Regions from separate parts of the Homo sapiens genome. Here region 1 is linked to region 2. Evidence: read pairs that join two places in POLR2A ChIA-PET (ENCODE). Cell type or tissue: PC-9. All regions are shown on one strand. Links, peaks and the distances in the headings refer to the core of each region. The heading gives the core; the rest is flanking DNA.

Region 1 (7,484 bases), core at 1,171-5,170, 51 kb before region 2:
CAAAAAACAAACAAACAAACAAACAAAAATTGGTGCAGGAAGTGTTTTTTTTGTGTTTTATTTATTTATTTATTTTTTGCTTGTTTTTTGAGATGGAGTTTCACTCTTGTTGCACAGGCTGGAGTGCAATGGCGTGATCTCGGCTCACTGCAACCTCTGCCTCCTGGGTTCAAGCGATTCTCCTGCCTCAGCCTCCCTAGTAGCTGGGATTGAAGGTGCAAGCCACCATGCCCAGCTAATTTTGTATTTTTAGTAGAGACAGGGTTTCTCCTTGTTGGTCAGGCTGGTCTCGTACTCCTGACCTCAGATGATCCACCTGCCTCGGCCTCCCAAAGTGCTGGGATTACAGGCATGAGCCACTGCCCAGCCATTTTTTTTGTTTGTTTGTTTGCTTGTTTTTTATGACACAGGGTCTTGCTTGTCACCCATGCTAGACTGCAGTGGTGCAATTATGGCTCACTGCAGCCCCAGCCTCCCAGGGTCATGCAATCCTCCCACCTCAGCCTTCCAAGTAGCTGGGACTACAGGTGCACGCCACCACACCTAGCTAATTTTTTTATATTCTGTAGAGACAGGGTTTTGCCTTATTGCCTAGTCTGGTCTTGAATTCCTGGACCCAAATGATCCACCCACCTCAGGCTCTCAAAGTGCTGGGATTACACAGGTATGAGCCACTACGCCTGGCCAGGAAGATTTTTAAAGGCTAAGAATTGTATAGGTCCTAGAGAAAAGGATGTTACAGAAAAGAAAAAGTGATGGAGAAACAAAAAGGCAAAGAAAAACAAAACATTTGGGAATTTGTTGTGAATAAGAGAAGAAACCTTAACAGTCATTGCAGTCACATCTTAAACTTTATTCTAAAGTCTGTCTTTATTTTTCATATTAGCTAAACCTATTCGTCCCGGGCAACATCCAGCAGCTTCTCCAACTCACCCAAGTGCAATTCGTGGAGGAGGTGCATTTGTTCAGAACAGCCAGCCAGTGGCAGTGCGAGGTGGAGGAGGCAAACAAGTGTAATCGTTTATACATACCCACAGGTTTGTTATTTATATCTGGCTTTTCATATCTGTTTGTGGAAAATTGGTTGTTAAATAGGTTTTTTGGTTTTAAAAAATTCTCACATTAGTGTTATGATTTTTTTAACTTAAGCATTATAAAAGTAATTTAGTTTGATCTTTTTGTGTAGTTTAGATCATACTATATATTCAAATTTGTGGTCTTAATTGTTTTGAAATCTAGCATTGGACCATTTGTAATAGCTTTTGATACTGTGTCTAATGGATGTACCATGGTTTATAAACATTCCTTTCCTTTTGGCTAGACATGTAATTATATTAATTTTTTCCATAATTGAAATTTTCAAAAACCAAAATTTTCATATATGAAATTTGAAACATCTTTTTTTTTTTTTCTTTTTCTTTTTGAGATGGAATCTCACTCTTGTCGCCCAGCCTGGAGTGCAATGGCGTGATCTCAGCTCACTGCAACCTCTGGCTCCTGGGTTCAAGCGATACCCCTGCCTCAGCCTCCCAAACTGGGATTACAGGCGCCTGCCACCATGCCTGGCTAATTTTTGTGTTTTTAGTAGAGACGAGGGGTTTCACCATGTTGGTCAGGCTGGTCTCAAACTCCTGACTTCAGGCGATCTGCCCGCCTCGGCCTCCCAAAGTGCTGGAATTAGAGGCGTGAGCCACCGCGCCCGACCTGAAACATCTCCTTGTATTCCCTAACCTGTTAGAGATTATTTCCAGAAGGTTCCCAGAAATGCAATTACAAGGAAATATGAACATTTTTAAGGCTCTTGCTACATATTAACACATTGGTTTCTAGAAAGACTGCACCAAATTGCTTATGAGCCCAGCTTACTAACAGATTTCTGAGTTTTATTTATAATTATATAAGTAATATCTGTTCTTTGTAGGGCATAAAACAGTCACAAATTAGAAAAAATCTAGAGATACTACACAATATACTATCTCTCTCTCTCTCTCTCTCTTTCTGGAGCTTTCTGTATTAGTTTTTAAATTTAAAAGTTTAAACTGTTGATAACTATTGTAATAGACTCCACTTATTCTACTACATATGCTGCTTCGGAGCCTGCTTTTTTTTCCGGCCCCCTGCCCCCACAAACCCCACACCCCCCTGCCCCACTCCGAGACGGAGCCTCGTTCTTGTTGCCCAGGCTGACATGCAGTGGGGTGATCTTGGCTCACCGCAACCTCTGCTTCCCAGGTTGAAGCGATTCTCCTGCCTCAGCCTCCCAAGTAGCTGGGATTACAGGCGTGCACCACCACACCGGCTAATTTTGTATTTTGTAGCCTGCTTTTTAAACTTAGCAATATATTCGGAACACTTTCTTCTACAACGTGATTGGTTAGTGGTTGCCTAATAATTGGTCATATAGCAGCAACTCTGATTGTAACTAACTCTTCAGGAAGTCCCTGATGTGTGTATGTGCTTTGGAAATAAAAAATACTAGATAATTATGAAATGATCAGCTGTTTCTGACAAATACTAAAGCTAGTTTATTTTAATGTTGCTTGTTTATACTTCGACATTTTGCATAATACTGGCTCTAAGTTGAGTAGAGAATTAAGAAATATTCTGAAGGATTCACATTTCTAGCAATTTTAAACGTTTTGTTCACACAATGTAGGATTTAAAACAGTGGTAGAGTGAAAAGAACAGGGACTATGGAGTTCCATCCAAGTTGGAATCCTGACTACTTTTATGAACTTGAGCAGATAAACTTTTTAATAGTTTTTTTCTCATTCTGACTTGTTTTACAGTACTTCATAAAAATTATGGATTTATTGCTTAACTATTTAATGAATCTCTAAAATAACATTTTTCTACATAGCCACAATATTATCACACCCAGTAAGATTATATTTTTAATATTATTTAATACCATTCCATATTCAGATTTTTCCAATTTCTTTTTCACTATCCTGTACAGCTGGTTTGTCTAAACCAGAGTACAATTCAGGACTGCTGTTTGCGTTTAGTTTTATCCCTTAAATCTCTTCTGATCTTGAATGAGCACCCTCTTTAGTGATATTGACTTACTGAGTAGGCCCAGTTATCTTGAGGGTATAACACCTGTGTCTGATTGTTTTTATGTGTAGTCACCTTGTTCTCCCTCTATTTCTATGCAAAAGCATTGATTAGACTCAGCATAAACATTTTTGACAAAGTTATGTCATAGATAATATGTACTTAATATCAGTAGACATACAATAGCTGGTTTTCATGATAATTAGAGATAACTCCTGTGTTTTTCCCCTTTGGACTCATAGCAGTTTTATTAGTAAAATGGAAGTCATTCTTAAGAATTACATGAGTTGGCCGGGAGCAGTGGCTCACACCTGTAATCCCAGCACTTGGGAGGCTGAGGTGGGTGGGTCACCTCAGGTCAGGAGTTCGAGACCAGCCTGACCAACACGGAGAAACCCTGCCTCTACTAAAAATACAAAATCAGCAGGGCGTGGTGGCACATGCCTGTAATCCCAGCTACTCGGGAGGCTGGGGCAGGAGAATCGCTTGAACCCAGGAGGCGGAGTTTGCAGTGATCCGAGATCGTGGCATTGCACTCCAGCCTGGGCAACAAGAGCAAAACTCCGTCTCAAAAAAAAAAAAAAAAAAATTACATGAGTTAAGATGTTACCCAGCACACAGTATTCAGTAGATGCAAGCCTTTTCCTACCTTTCTGGAAGTGGGAGCTGGGCAAGGGGATTTTCAAAGCATAGATAGAAAGTTTATCCTTTTTGGATATTGTCCTCACATTAAAATTCATATGTCAACTTTAAACTTACCTCATTGTAGAGAGAGGACAGACCATACTTTTGTTAACTATTGCTGATAGCAGTAAAGTGACACCAGGTTAGCACATAAGGGAGGGAGCTAACCCAGCCAAACTAGGTTTTCAAGACTTGAAAGTTATGATGTAAAAATACAATTATTTACAGGTTTGTTTTGATGCTGGTCCAAAGATAGTGGTTCTTAGTTTTCAAACTCTTATAATCTATCTTAAACCATGATTGGGGAGTATATGATTCACTTAAGTGATAAATTGTTTAAATGTTAAATAATTTGCACTGGAGTGCAGTGGCAGGATCTCGGCTCACTGCAACCTCTGCTTCCCGGGTTCAAGCAGTTCTCCCTGCCTCACCCTCCCGAGTAGCTGGGATTACAGGCGCCCACTACCACGCCCGCCTAAGGTTTTTGTATTTTTACTAGAGACGGGGTTTTGCCATGTTGGCCAGGCTGGTATTGAACTCCTGACCGCAGGTGATCTGCCTCCCTCAGCCTCCCAAAGTGCTCAGATTACAGGTGTGAGCCACTGTGCCCGGCGAGAAATTTTTTTAATGTTAAGAAAAACATTTCAAGTCACTGTGTTTATTTTTGGAAAGGATGACATTTATAATACTGATACTTTTAGTTCCCAGTTTTACATGACTAGTCTTCTGCCTTGCATAGTACTTTAAATAGGTTGCTTTTCTAAATGCATAGGTAAGTAGGCAGTTTAATACTACTAGAATTATTTATTTCACTGTTACTTTTCCTACTGTATACACCTCTTGTTTATCCCTATTCCTCTCCCCCTTTTTTTTTTAAAGCTTCTATGTATATAACTAGTAGTTGCTGGTTAGTGTTCCTTGGTTTAAGAAGGTCACTGACCACTGTCTGCTGGTTAAAAGATTAGCCGTCTTTTTCTTTTTTAAACAAATACAATTCATAAATCAGCTTACCCATAGCTTTATTTGGGAGAATAAAAACAAAGGGAGGGCTGACCTCCCTTTAAACATTACTGCTTCTAAACAGTTCTACTTAGGTAGTATATAAAAGGAAACCAAATCATTTAATATTGCCATCCTTCTAATTTTGGGGAAAGTAGCCACAGATGTTGGCTAAAATGTTTATAATAAACTGTTGGCATATTTTATTTTGTTTTATTCTTCATGATTATCTCAAACACCAATTTTGTAAAACTAAACATATTTACTCTATGCTTTCTCCCATTTTTAGGTGTTAAAAAGTAATCGAAGTACGAAGAGGACATGGTATCAAGCAGTCATTCAATGACTATAACCTCTACTCCCTTGGGATTGTAGAATTATAACTTTTAAAAAAAATGTATAAATTATACCTGGCCTGTACAGCTGTTTCCTACCTACTCTTCTTGTAAACTCTGCTGCTTCCCAACACAACTAGAGTGCAATTTTGGCATCTTAGGAGGGAAAAAGGACAGTTTACAACTGTGGCCCTATTTATTACACAGTTTGTCTATCGTGTCTTAAATTTAGTCTTTACTGTGCCAAGCTAACTGTACCTTATAGGACTGTACTTTTTGTATTTTTTGTGTATGTTTATTTTTTAATCTCAGTTTAAATTACCTAGCTGCTACTGCTTCTTGTTTTTCTTTTCCTATTAAAACGTCTTCCTTTTTTTTTCTTAAGAGAAAATGGAACATTTAGGTTAAATGTCTTTAAATTTTACCACTTAACAACACTACATGCCCATAAAATATATCCAGTCAGTACTGTATTTTAAAATCCCTTGAAATGATGATATCAGGGTTAAAATTACTTGTATTGTTTCTGAAGTTTGCTCCTGAAAACTACTGTTTGAGCACTGAAACGTTACAAATGCCTAATAGGCATTTGAGACTGAGCAAGGCTACTTGTTATCTCATGAAATGCCTGTTGCCGAGTTATTTTGAATAGAAATATTTTAAAGTATCAAAAGCAGATCTTAGTTTAAGGGAGTTTGGAAAAGGAATTATATTTCTCTTTTTCCTGATTCTGTACTCAACAAGTCTTGATGGAATTAAAATACTCTGCTTTATTCTGGTGAGCCTGCTAGCTAATATAAGTATTGGACAGGTAATAATTTGTCATCTTTAATATTAGTAAAATGAATTAAGATATTATAGGATTAAACATAATTTTATACGGTTAGTACTTTATTGGCCGACCTAAATTTATAGCGTGTGGAAATTGAGAAAAATGAAGAAACAGGACAGATATATGATGAATTAAAAATATATATAGGTCAATTTTGGTCTGAAATCCCTGAGGTGTTTTTAACCTGCTACACTAATTTGTACACTAATTTATTTCTTTAGTCTAGAAATAGTAAATTGTTTGCAAGTCACTAATAATCATTAGATAAATTATTTTCTTGGCCATAGCCGATAATTTTGTAATCAGTACTAAGTGTATACGTATTTTTGCCACTTTTTCCTCAGATGATTAAAGTAAGTCAACAGCTTATTTTAGGAAACTGTAAAAGTAATAGGGAAAGAGATTTCACTATTTGCTTCATCAGTGGTAGGGGGGCGGTGACTGCAACTGTGTTAGCAGAAATTCACAGAGAATGGGGATTTAAGGTTAGCAGAGAAACTTGGAAAGTTCTGTGTTAGGATCTTGCTGGCAGAATTAACTTTTTGCAAAAGTTTTATACACAGATATTTGTATTAAATTTGGAGCCATAGTCAGAAGACTCAGATCATAATTGGCTTATTTTTCTATTTCCGTAACTATTGTAATTTCCACTTTTGTAATAATTTTGATTTAAAATATAAATTTATTTATTTATTTTTTTAATAGTCAAAAATCTTTGCTGTTGTAGTCTGCAACCTCTAAAATGATTGTGTTGCTTTTAGGATTGATCAGAAGAAACACTCCAAAAATTGAGATGAAATGTTGGTGCAGCCAGTTATAAGTAATATAGTTAACAAGCAAAAAAAGTGCTGCCACCTTTTATGATGATTTTCTAAATGGAGAAACATTTGGCTGCATCCACATAGACCTTTATGTTTTGTTTTCAGTTGAAAACTTGCCTCCTTTGGCAACATTCGTAAATGAAGCAGAATTTTTTTTTCTCTTTTTTCCAAATATGTTAGTTTTGTTCTTGTAAGATGTATCATGGGTATTGGTGCTGTGTAATGAACAACGAATTTTAATTAGCATGTGGTTCAGAATATACAATGTTAGGTTTTTAAAAAGTATCTTGATGGTTCTTTTCTATTTATAATTTCAGACTTTCATAAAGTGTACCAAGAATTTCATAAATTTGTTTTCAGTGAACTGCTTTTTGCTATGGTAGGTCATTAAACACAGCACTTACTCTTAAAAATGAAAATTTCTGATCATCTAGGATATTGACACATTTCAATTTGCAGTGTCTTTTTGACTGGATATATTAACGTTCCTCTGAATGGCATTGATAGATGGTTCAGAAGAGAAACTCAATGAAATAAAGAGAATATTTATTCATGGCGATTAATTAAATTATTTGCCTAACTTAAGAAAACTACTGTGCGTAACTCTCAGTTTGTGCTTAACTCCATTTGACATGAGGTGACAGAAGAGAGTCTGAGTCTACCTGTGGAATATGTTGGTTTATTTTCAGTGCTTGAAGATACATTCACAAATACTTGGTTTGGGAAGACACCGTTTAATTTTAAGTTAACTTGCAT
Region 2 (7,484 bases), core at 2,172-6,171:
TCAAGTGATCCTCAACCTCCTGAGTCGTGGGACTACAGGGATGCACCACCACACCCGGCTGACAGTTGTTATTCACATTTACCAATTTGCAACCAGTTTTTCACATCAGATAATCCATCCTTCTTCTTCCTTGCCATATATGATTTTTGGCTAATTAATTCCACTGAAATATACTAAGCAAAGTAAGCAAATTTCAAGATAAGATTATATAAAATATAATTGAGGAGACACAGCTGTCTCACTATTTTATTAATGCTAATATTCTTCTCTATAACTATGAATAGAAAAATAAAGAATTTTTTTTTTTTGAGATGGAGTCTCACTCTGTCTCCCAGGCTGGAGTGCAGTGGCACGATCTCAGCTCACTGCAAGCTCCGCCTCCCGGGTTCACGCCATTCTCCTGCCTCAGCCTCCCGAGTAGCTGGGGCTACAGATGCCCGCCACCACGCCTGGCTAATTTTTGTATTTTTAGTAGAGATGGGGTTTCATCATGTTAGCCAGGATGGTCTCGATCTCCTGACCTCGTGATCTGCCCACCTCGGCCTCCCAAAGTGCTGGGATTACAGGCGTGAGCCACCGTGCCTGGACAAGAATTCTTTTTAAAATGTTTCTAATTTTTAATTTTAATTTTTAGAGACAAGGTCTCACTCTGTCACCCAGGCTGGACAACATTGGTGCAATCCTAGCTCACTGCAGCCTCAAACTCCTGGGCCCAAGTGACCCTCCTACCTCAGCCTCCTGAGTAGCTAGGATTACAAGCACATGCTATCATGCACAGCTAATTAAAAAAAATGTTTTTTGCAGAGACGGGGTCTCACTATGTTGCCCAGGGGGATCTTGAACTCCTAGTCTCAAGTGATCCGCCTGTCTTGGCCTCTCAAAGTGTTGGGATTATAGGTGTGTACCATCATGCCCAGCCCAAGAATTCTTGAGAAAAGAACAACAGTGACTTTAATAAATTCTCAATATTTTTCCTCAAGTTAAAAATCAATTTTAAATTTATTTTTCAGGTACAATTTTTTTTCTATGTAAATCAAGTCAACAGGAATAATGATTACTTACATAGATAGCATTTACTCTCTGCCAGGCACTGTTCAAAACAAATTATTTAATCCTCAAACAACCCTATAAGATAGGTAATTTTATTATTTCTATTTTAAAGATGAGGAGCTGTGGCCAGAGAGGTTGCATAACTTGCTCAAGGACATTCAGCTAATAAGTGGTAAAATTTAGATAAGAGCCACAGTCTGGCTCCAGGGTCCATGTGCATAAGATTATATGATTGTAAAACAATAGCTAGATCAAAAACACAGACATTGGGCTAAAAGCTTTAATAAATTCTCAATATTATTCCTCAAGTTACAAATTCATCTTAAATGTATTTTTCAGGTACGATTTTTTTTTCTGTGTAAATCAAGTCAACAACAGGAATAACGAGTACTTACATAGATGACATTTACTCACTGCTTGGAGAGGAAATCCTGGATTTACTCTGTCGCCCAGGCTGGGGTGCAGTGGCGCAATCTCGGCTCACTGCAAACTCCGCCTACCAGGTTCAAGCAATTTCCCGCCTCAGCCTTCTGAGTATCCAGGATTACAGGCATCCGCCACCATACCTGGCTAATTTTTGTATTTTTAGTAGAGACAGGGTTTCACCCCGTTGCCCAGACTGGTCTCAAACTCCTGGGCTAAAGTGATCTGCCCGCCTTGGCCTCCCAAAGTGCTGGGATTATAGGCATGAGCCACCACACGTGGCCCAGCTCCAGAATTTCTGCTTGAGTCTTTTAAATTATCTCAATCTCTTTGTTAAATTAATCTGATAGAATTCTGAATCCCTTCTCTGGGTTACCTTGAATTTCTTTGAGTTTCCTCAAAACAGTTATTTTGAATTCTTTGTCTGGAAGGTCATATATCTGTTTCTCCAGGATTGGCCCCTGGTGTCTTATTTCATTCACTTGGTGAGGGCCTATTTTCCTGGATTGTCTTAATACTTTCAGATGTTTGTTTGTGTCTGGGCATTGCAGAATTAGGTATTTATTGCAGTCTTCACTGTCTGAGCTTGTTTGTACCCGTGCTTCTTGGGAAGGCTTTCCAGATAATTGAAAGAACTTGGGTGCTGTGATCTAAGCTGTATCTGCTTTAGGGACAATATAAGTTCAGTAACACTATGATTCTTGCAGACTTGTAGAGTTACTACCTGATGTTCTTGGATAAGATTTACCAGGCAGAGACTCTTGTTCTCTCCCTTTACTTTCTCCCAGACAAGCAGAGTGTCTCTCTATTCTGAGCCATCTGAAGCTTGGGGTGGACTAATACAAGCACCTCTGTGGCCATCAGGTATGACTGTGCTGGATTAGAGCTAAAGCCAGCACAGCACTGAGTCTTTCCTAAGGCCTGCTGTAACCATTCCGTGGCTATGGCCTATGTTCACTCACAGCCTGGGGCTCTACAATCAGCATGTGGGAAAGCCAGCCAGGCCTGTGTCTCTCCCTTCAGAGTGGCAAGTTCCCCCAGTCCCCAGGCAGGTCTAGATGCCATCCAGGAGCTAAGGAGTAGAGTCAAAAACCTCAGAAGTCTACCTGGTGTTCTACTGTATTGCAACTGAACTGACACTCAAACCACAAGATGCAGTCCTTCCCACTCTTCCCTCCCCTTTCCAATAGGAGAGGAGCCTCACCCCACGGCCAGTGCCACCACAGGCCCACAAGGAGTACTGCCAGACTACTGCTGATGTTCCCTTATGGTTCAAGGGCTCTTCAATCAGCATATGGTGAATGCTGCCTGGCCTGGGACTCACCCTTCAGACCAGTGAACTCCCGTCTGGCCCCAGGCAGGTCCAGAAATGCTGTCCAAGAGGCAAGTTCTGGAATCAGGGACTCCAAGAGCCTGCTTGTTGCTCTATCCCTCTGCGGCCAACCTGGTACCTAAGGTGCAAGACAAAGTCCTCTTTACTTTCCCCTCTGCTTCTCTAAAGCAGAAGGAGTCTCATCTCATAGCCATCACAGCTAGGAATGTGCTGAGGTTTACCTGAAGCTAGCAAGTCTCAGAGTCCCACCAAAGGCCCCTGACATACTGTTACAGTACATAGCTAGTGAGGCATGAGCAGAGCAGGAGAGGGCACTCCCCTGATAGGAATGTCAGGTGACTATCAGGTGTTGGGAGGCAGTTGTCACACTGTCTCTCTAAAATAGTAATTGGTCACAGCGAGCACCAGGGAAAGGCAGTCTCCCAATAGATAGAAACACTTGAAACTGGTGATCAGCAGATTCCCAATAAGATCTCAGGAGTTCAGTGGGTGGGCTCAAGCATGCATATTAAGAGGCAAAATATCAGAGATGAACTGGTATATGACTTTCCAGGGACATTCCACTAGTAAGGGAAGAATGTCTCAAGTGAGCATGTGTACAACTCCACTACACACTGCACATGCTCATTTCCCAAGTGCTTGCAGGCCACTGCACATGTGGACAGCCCACCCCAAGGGAAGAATAAGGGGAAAAGGAACGTAAGACCCCAAAAGTACACCAATGTATAAAACCCCAAGTCAAAAGGTCAAACTGTGTACTTGTCTTTCAAGTTGCCTGCTTGGCCCTCTTTCAAGTGTATTTCCTTCCTTTTGTTCCTGCTCTAAAGCTTTTTCATAAACTTTCACTCCTGCTCTAAAACTTGCCCCAGTCTCTCCTTCTGCCTTCTGCCCCTCAGTCAAATCCTTTCTTTTGGCCGGGTGTGGTGGTTCACGTCTGTAATCCCAGCACTTTGGGAGGCCAAGGCAGGTGGATCACCCGAGGTCAGGAGTTTGAGACCAGCCTGGCCAACATGGTGAAAGCCTGTCTCTATTAAAAATACAAAAATTAGCTAGGCATGGTGATGGGTGCCTGTAATCTCAGCTACTTGGGAGGCTGAGGCAGGAGAATCGCTTGAACCTGGGAGGCAGAGGTTGCAGGGAGCCAAGATCATGCCACTGCACTACAGCCTGGGTGACAGAGCAAAACTCTATCTAAAAAAAAAAAAAAAAAAAAAAAATTATAATTCTTTCTTCTGAGGAGGCAAGAACTGAGGCTGCTGCAGACCCATAAGGATTTGCCGCCAGTAACACGATTTGGTGCCATGACTGGGATACATTCTGCTACTAACATATTTTGGTGCCAATTGATTCTGATAACTTCCACTGCTCACATACTTTGATGCTGCATGACTCAGATACGTTCCCTTGTGGTAAGACATCTCTATGCCCTGCCTTCTCTGCCTGGAGGCATTCAACCTCCGTACACAATTTTCTTCTTCCTTTTTCTCTCGTGCTTACTAACCAAACCCCAGAACAATTCCTCTTGGCCATATGTGACTCTGTTCCCCTGGGCTGATTGCTCAGCTCACCCTGATTGGTGGCTCACAGGGGTGGGAAGTACCTTGAGGTTCACGCTGAGGCACTAATGGCTTTCCTGGACAAGGGGCTCACAAGAGTGGTAGGGCTAAAGCCTAAAACTGTACAATGTCAGGTTTCTTCTTCTTTTTCAGCTAAAATTTACTAAGAACCCTCACTGCCTATTCTTCTTTTTTTTATGTGTGTGTGTGTTTTGAAATGGCCTTGTGCACCTGCTGGACCATCTGCCTTGGGGGCAAGTCTGCCTCTTTGCTTTCACTTCACATGCCACATGACTTCTTAAACACACACTCCCTGTTATTTGTGTGCCCGTGGCTTTTACTGTGTTTGCATGGCAGCAAAGACACGAGCTCCCTTGCAGATATCCCGAGATTTATACTTGTTCTTACCCTACCAGCTTCCACGACTCTAACCCTTTCCCTGTCTGCTGGCACATGGCCAGGACAGACATTAATTGGAACTCCAGCTCTGCCAGCTCCTTGACTTACCACATGCTTTTTGTTCCTGTTATGTCCCAGGGCCAAGTTTTCCAGTGGGTTTTGAAGTAGTCTGTCCACCTGCATAGGGCCTCACTCTGACGCTTTAAGGATCCCACCTATTGGCTTTTTTGAGTTAGCACTCCACTGAGAGGAAAAGATATTCTTCCTTTGCCATTTGCAAGTTCTTACCCCAAGCCCCAAGTCCTCCGGAGATTACTACTTTACATCAAGAGGGCAAATAAATGGGGCCAGGCGCGGTGGCTCACACCTGTAATCCCAGCACTTTGGGAGGCTGAGGCTGGCAGATCACGAGGTCAGGAGTTCGGGACCAGCCTGGCCAACATGGTGAAACCCTGTCTCTACTAAAAATACAAAAATTAGCCATGTGTAGTGGTGCACACCTGTAATTCCAGCTATTTGGGAGGCTGAGGCAGAAGAACTGCTTGAACCCGGGAGGCGGAGGTTGCAGTGAGCCAAGATCACACCACTGCACTCCAGTCTGGGCGACAGAGCAAGACTCTGTCTCAAAACAAAACAAAACAAAAAACAAAACAGGAGGGCAAATAAATGTTAGGGCTGCTATTTTTGCAAGCATATGAAGGCTTTCCATGAGTATTCCTCTCACTTCCTCCTGTAGCTTCCATTCTCTAATTACTTCTACACCCTTCTCAACGTGCTTCAAGGTCATATTTAAAAGGGAGTCGGGAGGGAAGAACATGGGAAATGGGAATCTGAGAAAAGAGAAAATCACATTTTTTGCTAGAATGCTCCAAATGCGAGTCACTGTAAGGTCATGGAGACAAGGACATAGGTGAGCCAAAGGCTGCAGGGGCAAGAGCCCCATAGGACAGAGATGAAGGTTGGTCCCAGGCTAACAGATTACTGTTAGAACAGAGATGAAAGCAAGGTTAGGGTTACATGGCAAGATCGGTTATTCCAGAACCCCAAGGATGAACAGGGGGCCCACGGTTCACTCTAGTATCTCCTCTCTTCTCAAGTAGGTAATTGTGACAAGATGGAACCAAGGCTACTTGGTAGGACCGGTTCATTCTGGAACCCTAAGGACCACGTGGGATGCCTCATTCAGGATAATAGGAAAGTAGACGAAAAGCCTTCTTTTTCCTCTTTCCCTTTTTTTCTCCTCTGTTCTCTCTTCACAAACGGGTAATTGCATCTCCATACCAGAAGACACACCCCTTGGATGCATCCCCCAAACTGGGAAAAGTTTGATTCCCACCAACCTTGACACAAAAAACTAGTTTTCCTTTGTAATACTGTTTGGCCTAAAAAGGAACTGGGAGGAAATTGCAAAAGTCAGCCTTCGAACCAGTGACCCTGTGCAGGAGGGTCTAAAAATGAACTGGGAGGAAATTACAAAAGTTAGCCTTGGAACTAGTGACCTTGTGCAGAAGGTCCTCAGATTAGCCTTCTCAGTCTTTTATAACTGAGAGTAGAATAAGGAGAAGAGGGCTAAGGCAAAGGAGAAATGCAGGGATCAGAGGCAGGCTCAACTATTGGTTGCTTTACAAGCTCTTCCAGCTCCCTCCAGGTTACTACCATTATCACAGGGAGCTAGGCCACTGGAAGGCAAACTGCCCAATGGGACAAATGGGAAAAAGCTGCACATGGCATGCCCCCTCTGCCACATGCTCAGCCAGTGTAATGGGACTGCCCTGAGGGCCAAAGGGCCTTGGGACAGGATCGCAAACCTTGATGGCCTTGAGCTGAAGGGGCTCTTTCCTCTGGCTGGCTTCCAAATCAGACATAGTCATCAACAGAACAAAGCCAAGGGCAACTCTTGAGATGGCAAGTACAATTATAAATTTCCCTTTTGGGTTCAAGAGCTGCCTACTCTGTGCTAATCTCCTTCTCTGAGCAACTCTCCTCCAAATCCTGTTGGGTAATGGGGACAAATGGCACCTCCTCCCTCCAAAAGAAAAGATTCATACCCTTCATATTACTTAAAGAACCAATTACCATTCTCCCACCAGTCCCTGGTAATGTCTAATGTTTCCCACCCCACACCTCACTGAGGCAAAAATATACTTTCCAAGATGGTGCTTACTTAATATTTACCTGACCTCTGAATTCATCTTTCTCTAATAGCTCTATTTCTTCTGGTAAAGCTAACTAAAGCTTTAACCAATAACTTCAACCTGGACAGTCCTACCTCAGGGGTTTAGAAATAGCCCACACTTCTTTGGACACGCCCTAGGAAGAAATCTAACTGAGCAATCTCTTGAGAAAGAATAACTTCTACAGTATGTAGATAACCTCTGTATTTGCTCCCCCTTCACACGACTCATAGCAACATGCAGTACAAATCATAGTTTCCTAAAAGATGGAAAATTACTTGTCTAATACAAAAGTTATAAAGGTGAAAAGGTATTTCTGGTAAGGAATGTTAAAAAGAAGAGATTTTATCTGAGAAAGGATCTCAAGTGGTAAATTCTTGTCCTAAAGTAAAATAACTGGTTATTTAAAAAGAAGGATGTTGGCCAGGTATGGTGGCTCACACTTGTAATCTCAGCACTTTGAGAGGCTGAGGCGGATGGATCACCTGAGGCAGGAGTTTGAGACCAGCCTGGCCAACATGGTGAAACCCCGTCTCTAATAAAAATACA

What was found. ChIA-PET counts read pairs that join two places held together with the same protein. Peaks named below come from ENCODE experiments on the same cell type or tissue, not always from the same donor. Only the 100,000 strongest peaks of a DNase experiment are listed, where the experiment ranks them.
Region 1: POLR2A ChIA-PET joins it to region 2 with 7 read pairs; 3 of 35 experiments call an interaction of 5 or more read pairs at or near these places.

What each region holds. Positions count from the first base shown.
Region 1 is chr10:32,009,062-32,016,545 of GRCh38, reverse strand. It overlaps KIF5B (kinesin family member 5B), which reads left to right. Exons shown (of 26, transcript NM_004521.3): 25 at 887-1,037; 26 at 5,030-7,484. The coding sequence ends at 1,017. The region is part of intron 2 of LOC107984219 (a long non-coding RNA gene); the gene reads right to left. Among named protein-coding and RNA genes, the nearest start is that of KIF5B, 44 kb to the left of the region's middle. In PC-9, for the core only: no CTCF peak of the experiment used is centred there; no DNase peak of the experiment used is centred there.
Region 2 is chr10:31,958,704-31,966,187 of GRCh38, reverse strand. All of the region lies in intron 2 of LOC107984219 (a long non-coding RNA gene), which reads right to left. Among named protein-coding and RNA genes, the nearest start is that of ARHGAP12, 34 kb to the right of the region's middle. In PC-9, for the core only: no CTCF peak of the experiment used is centred there; DNase peaks (open chromatin) are centred at 2,417, 3,227 and 4,267; H3K4me3 peaks cover 1,691 bases; H3K27ac peaks cover 3,734 bases.